Regions from separate parts of the Homo sapiens genome. Here region 1 is linked to region 2. A link is an interaction called in ENCODE POLR2A ChIA-PET data of the cell type or tissue named here. Cell type or tissue: A673. All regions are shown on one strand. Links, peaks and the distances in the headings refer to the core of each region. The heading gives the core; the rest is flanking DNA.

Region 1 (2,903 bases), core at 127-2,626, 430 kb before region 2:
ACCTAGGCCTGATGTCGAGAGGGGTCAGGATGAAATGGGACCCCGAGCAGGAGATCCCCTCCGCCTGAGTTTTGGGATTCAGCGAGGTGTGGCGGGGGAAGGGGAGACAAAATAGAGAAAACAGGCAGCAAATGAGATGAGACTGCGGCGGGGAATCTTTGGCTTCCATGTGGAGGCGCGAGTCCCGTTCCCGCACACGGTAATTGCTAAATTACCCGCCATCTGCTCCGCTCTCAGACATAAATTACCTGCGAGGAGGAAAGACGCAGAGGCTGCGCACTTTCCTTCCTCTCCCCCAGACCCGCGCAAGGCGCTGAGGGGGTCCTCCCTCCGGCAAAGGCGGAGGGACGGCCTGACAGGAACAGTGTGCACTTGCCTCTGTCCTCCCCCGAGGGACAGTGGCCTGGGGTGACCGAGAAACCTGGCCCTCCCAAGGTCCCCGGGCTGCCAAGGAGGACCCTTCGGCCTTAGGGCGGAGCCTCCCCCGCCGCTCAGGGGAGGTGGAGCTCGTTGTGGTGGGCGGGGCTTTCTCCAGGTGGGACCCATCGCCTAGGCAGGTTTCCCCGGCCACCCTCTTCCTTCTCCCCCACTCCCTGGCGCCCACCACTCTGCTGGTGGGGAGGTGTCCCCAGCTCTCGTTGACTCCCCTCCCAGTATCCCAGAAAGAAGAGAGGAGAGCAGGCAGAGGGCAGGAGGAGAGAGAAAAGGGTCACACCCCCTTCCTTTCATTCTGCTCTGAACTTTGTCCCTCCCCCGCTAGATTCTGAAGGGTGAGCGAGGTGTGAAAGCAGATGTAGGAGAGATGACTTGAAATGGGGCACAGTGTAGGGTGCAGCCGGTTAGAGCGAGGGAGGGAATGGGAAAGCTATGCCCACTGCCAGGCGGGGTTCTTTGGGGAGATGGGCAGGCAGCCTGGGTAGGGTGGAAAGTGGTCAGGCTGGGGAAGTGAGCAGAGTGGGAGGTGGGCAGGAAGAGGGGGTCGGAGGGATGGAGGCGGGGCAGGATGGGAGGTGGGAGAAGCGGGATGAAGACTCAGAAACGAGCAGGTAGTGAGTCGTCTGGGTGATGAGCTAGAGGAGGATCAGAGTCGGAGAGAGGGGAGACAGCAAGACGTTTAGAAGCAGTTCAGGCCCTGGAAGGAATGCAGGGAGCAAAGGCTATGGCAGGGAAGGCAAGGGTGTTTGTGGGTCCTTGCAGGGTCCCAGGAAGGTGAGGGTGAGAGCCCCAGAGCCACTTCTTGCTCTGTGGCCGAGGCCTGACTTCGGAGGGGAGCCGAGGAGGCCACCTATGCAGCAGGGATGGGCGCCAGCCCTCCTTCTCCAACCCCAGGCACCTGCAGGGGTGTGCCCATCAGGGTGGGAGACGGAGTAAGCCGAGTCCCAGCTCTGAGCGCAGAAGCTAGTGGGGTTTCTTCGGAGCGATTGTTTAGTATTCATGGGGCGACGCAATCTCTCCCACATCTGCTTAGCACAGCAAGTCCTGTCATATAACTGTCTCCCGCACTGTCTGTCCATAAAGAATGTCTCGGAATTGGTGTAATTCAGAGAAATTAATGACGACTTTCCGCGGGACGGCTCCCTGGGGGATGATTAACACTTCATCGTCCATCTGATGCGCGGGGCCCAGCACTCCATCGCGAACATTTGGGCCGTGGCCAGCCGCATTAAAGGTTATTACGGAAAACGCGACCTGCAAACGGGCGAGAGGCATGATGGACCAGGAGGGGCGGGGGCCGAGGGCGAGGGCGGGGGCGGGGGCCGAGGGCGAGGGCGGGGGCGGGGGAGTCAGATCGGAGCTGCCCAAGTCCGAGATTAAGTTTCCCGAAGTTTGCGCACCTGTGGGGTCTGAGGCTGAAGGAGACTGGGTTTCTGCTTCAGTGACGGCAGGACAGGGAGGGTGTTGGGGAGCCGCTCTCCCTCCACCTCCACTGCAGGGGCTAGGGAAGGGAATGGGGACCCTTTTCATGGGTGGGCACATTGCTGTTGGAGGTTTTCCCTGCCTTTTACTCCTCACAGCATTACTGGGTTTTATTAACCTCACCTTACAGGTGATGAAACTGAGGCTCAGAGAGGTTATGTAATGTTCCCAAGGTAACACAGCTTGTTGAGACGGAGGCAGTATTTGAACTCAGGTCCTTGTCTCATGAGCTCTTGCTCTTTCCACTACACTAGGGGGCAGAAGTTCTTATGCTTTTATGTGTCTACCTCAGCTTCCTGCACATAGGTGGCAGGTGTTCGAAAACGTCTGTTGCATGAATGAATGAGTTACCTTTGCAGGCTCCATTTCCGTGATCTGGACCAGAGGTCCAGAGATCTGGAGGCAGGGAAGAGGATATGGTAAAGAAGTTCTAGTTTGGGCTAAGAAACTCAAAATAGGTTTCCTGTGAGTTTACATGCATTCTGCTGGACATTCTAAATCTCTAGAATCTAGAAGCCTGGGTTCTTGATCCTTAGTCAGTAGAAAGGAATAGCAGAGGATGTGCGCATGAGTGTGAACAAGTGTGTTTGATGAGTGAGTATGTGTAAGTTTGCATGTGATGTGTGTCTGTAAATGTGGGTGAGTTTATGAGTATGTGTATGTTGCATGTATGTGAGAGTGTTTGTGATGAGGGTGTGTGTGCATATGCTTGTATTTTGAGGTTATGTGTGTCCATGTATGATGCATGTATGAGTATGCACCTGTGTATCTGCATGTGTGCAGGCGAACGTGTGCATATGTGTATGTGTGCATGTGGTGTGCCTTGGGGGAGCTGGAAGACTCAGGTGAAGATATCTTTGATTTATGCAAATCTCTAGCAGGTTCCAGCATGTGGTATGTGGTGATGCTGAGGTGGGAGGCCAGGAGAGGAAGGCTGTTCCTACTTGGTTGGGGAGCCTGAGAAGTGTGTGCTTTTGCCCTTCCAG
Region 2 (2,903 bases), core at 165-2,664:
TCCCTTGGCTCTCCCTGCAAAATGTATCAAAAATTTGACCACTCCTCATCACCTCTGCTGCCATCTCCCTGGTCCTGGCCCTCATCCCCTCTTACCTGATACTGCAATCAGCTCCTGACTGGTCTCCCTGCTTCTGCCCTTGTTTTCTCAATCTGTTCTCAATACAGCAGCAAGAATTTTCTGTAAAAAGACAAGGCAGATCATGTCACTCCCTTGCTTGAAACCCTGCAGTGACTTCCCATGTTACTCGGAGTGTGAGTTTTACTGTAACTTATTAGTTTCTACGTGATGTGGCTCCCCATCACCTCTTAGATCTCATCACTTATTCTCTTCCCTGATTTTCTCTGCTTCAGCCATATCAGCCTCATTGCTGTTCTTCCAACACACCAGACATGCTCACATGAGGGCTTTTGCCCTCGCTGTTCTCTTAGCCGGGAAACTCTTACCCGGAAATCTGTATGCCACGTAGCATCTGCTAAACTGCAGCTCCATATGTTGGGGCGCCTGAGCAGGGATAAGAAAGGGAGTGAACTGAAGAGGAAACAATGGAGTCAGGTCCCGCACAAGAAACAAAATGCCCGCCTTGCTTCCTCTGTCTTCCTCAGGTACCTGGCTTCAGGAGCTCAGGTGGGGGGTCTCCTGCGGGGCAGGGGGGACGTGCCCCACTCTAGTTCTTCAGAAAATACCCATCTGCATCCTAACCTCAAAAGATCCTGAAGCCCTGAAGGAATCACATCTCTCTGGTGCTCCTGCAGACCTCCCAAAAAGGAACCACTCCCCTGACCCCGAATGTGGTGGTCCTCCCTGCTCTGCTCCTAAAGGATGTAGGGAAGAATGGGTCTCTTCCAGTCATCCACTCACCACATATGTATTCCTCCCGTCTCCCGCTGGGCCTAGGCCCAGCCAGGGTAAGCCCACCACCTGCTCCCACTCTTCTTAACTTAGCTTCCCTTCCTTTCCTCCTCGGCCCTTTCTAGCTGTTCCCAGTCTGCAGGCCTTCCCCACGGGCACACAGGTGGAGAAAGGCTGAGGACTCAGCGGACAGCCTGGTGTGGTGGGGTCTCTAAGTCATGGGGAGAAGGCAAGGCGGCTTGAAGGGAAGGGTTTGAAGGTGGAAGGATGCAGAAGGCCAGAGACAAGAAGACGGGAGCAAAGACAGCCAGAAGCTGTGATGATACGGTGATACAGAGAGAAGTGGAGGCAGCATCGGCCAGAACAAGGGGTCAAAGTCAGAGGCAGAAACAGCAGCGAGAAAAGCAAAAGCTGACAGATGGCAGAAGCCACAGACAGGCAGCGCAAGGGAGAGGCAGACACCCAGCGAGAGAGCAAACGGGAGAGGCATCGTGAGACGCGGGAGCAGCTGGAGAGGGAGGTTAGGGCGAGGTGCATGCACCCCAAGAGATGGAGAAACAGAGACCAGAGCGAGAGACACGCACGCGGACAGACCAGAAGGCTGCAGAGAGGGCGAGGGAGAAAAAAGTGTCGAGGCGGGGAGTGGCGGGAAGCGGCCGGGAGCGGGGCGGGCGCAGCAGAGCGGGCGCGGCGCCGGGAGCTGGCTCGTAAAAGCCGCGTCGAGCGGGGAAATTACCGCCAGAATCGCTGAGCTCCACAAAACGCCGCCCGCGCGGCCCGCCGCCGAGCCCGCTCCAATCTCCAGCCTCATCGCCGCGCGGGCTGGTTATGCATTTAAATGTTATTTAATTGGATTGCGGAGGAGCTGGGGGCCAGAGCGGCCGCCCGCCCCCGCCCCGCACGCTCCGCACGCCCGGGCTGCTCGCCTCCTCTGCAAATCTGTTTTCCAAGTCACAGATTGCAGCACGCCCCCTCCCAAAACGCTCCCCCCACCCAGACAGCTCCCCTTCGAGTCTGGGCTCCTTCTTCTGTTCCCCCGCCCAAACAGAGCCAGAGGACACTCAGAAAGACACGACAAGCCCCCCGAAGATGCCCCAAACACAGAGGCTACACAAAAATACCAGACACACAAAGACACAACAGCAGCAAAAATGGGTCACACTCAATTACACTAGTGTCCATCTGGAAGACTGAAAACTGCAGAGACAAAAAAGATCCCATGATCACAGGAGGACACAAATGCATGTAATACAGTGGACTCCCACTCTAGGGGAACACACTACCCTACCCCTTAAAACGGTACTTGCAAAGCAGCGCTACCAAACACAGGAACAAAATGATGCTAACTCAGTGATTCACAGGGGACACACAGACCTTCCATACAGCCAGGTAAGGAGCAAAACACATCCACACTCATGCTCAGAGCAAAGTCATCACACCCCAATCACTCAGCTGTGTGGCCTTCCAGGGTTGAAGGCAAACCCCTTCCTTCAAAGACATTTTGTTCTTCTCCCAAGCCACAGAAGTATCATCACATGAGGTTCTGAGAGGGAGCTATAAGTCAGCAGGTTTCTAAAAACTGAACAAAAAAACAACCCAAATTACAGCAGATAGGCTGGAGGGTAGATACCAGAAAGAGCTTCTGAAGAAGACAAAGTGTGAGATCCCAAGAGGAGAGGCTGGGCATTTGTGTGAAGTTGGGATTCTCTCAGTCAACTGTTGACAGGAGACCCTTTTTTGCTGCCTGAATCAGGTGTTAGCACCATCCAGGTAGATGGAAGGACAGAATGACCTGCAAAAACATGTCCTCCACATACTCCTAACCAGCGGACAGGAAATTGCTGGCCTGAAAAGATCAGGGTCAAGCTGCTTCAATTAATGAAAATGGAAATGGCAACCTGGCTTGGCACAGGCCACCATGGAGGACTGTTCTGGGCTCTCAGCCATCCCTCCTGCAAGCCAGGACTAGAGACAGACATCAGGCTGAGGGTCCTTGAATGAGATGTAGGGGCAGAAGAATGGACAAGATGTACAGGAAAATTCTTTTGCAG

Evidence for each region. ChIA-PET counts read pairs that join two places held together with the same protein. Peaks named below come from ENCODE experiments on the same cell type or tissue, not always from the same donor. Only the 100,000 strongest peaks of a DNase experiment are listed, where the experiment ranks them.
Region 1: POLR2A ChIA-PET joins it to region 2 with 6 read pairs; 1 of 35 experiments calls an interaction of 5 or more read pairs at or near these places.

What each region holds. Positions count from the first base shown.
Region 1 is chr12:53,738,220-53,741,122 of GRCh38, forward strand. It overlaps LOC105378250 (a long non-coding RNA gene), which reads left to right and starts at 1,375. Exons shown (of 5, transcript NR_189099.1): 1 at 1,375-1,669. RefSeq lists an enhancer at 1,000-1,789. In A673, for the core only: CTCF peaks have their summits at 2,203 (motif pointing right) and 2,426; a DNase peak (open chromatin) is centred at 1,522; H3K4me3 peaks cover 561 bases; H3K27me3 peaks cover 284 bases.
Region 2 is chr12:54,171,930-54,174,832 of GRCh38, forward strand. It overlaps a transcript of SMUG1 not described here. Among named protein-coding and RNA genes, the nearest start is that of SMUG1, 16 kb to the right of the region's middle. In A673, for the core only: no CTCF peak of the experiment used is centred there; a DNase peak (open chromatin) is centred at 1,592; H3K4me3 peaks cover 551 bases.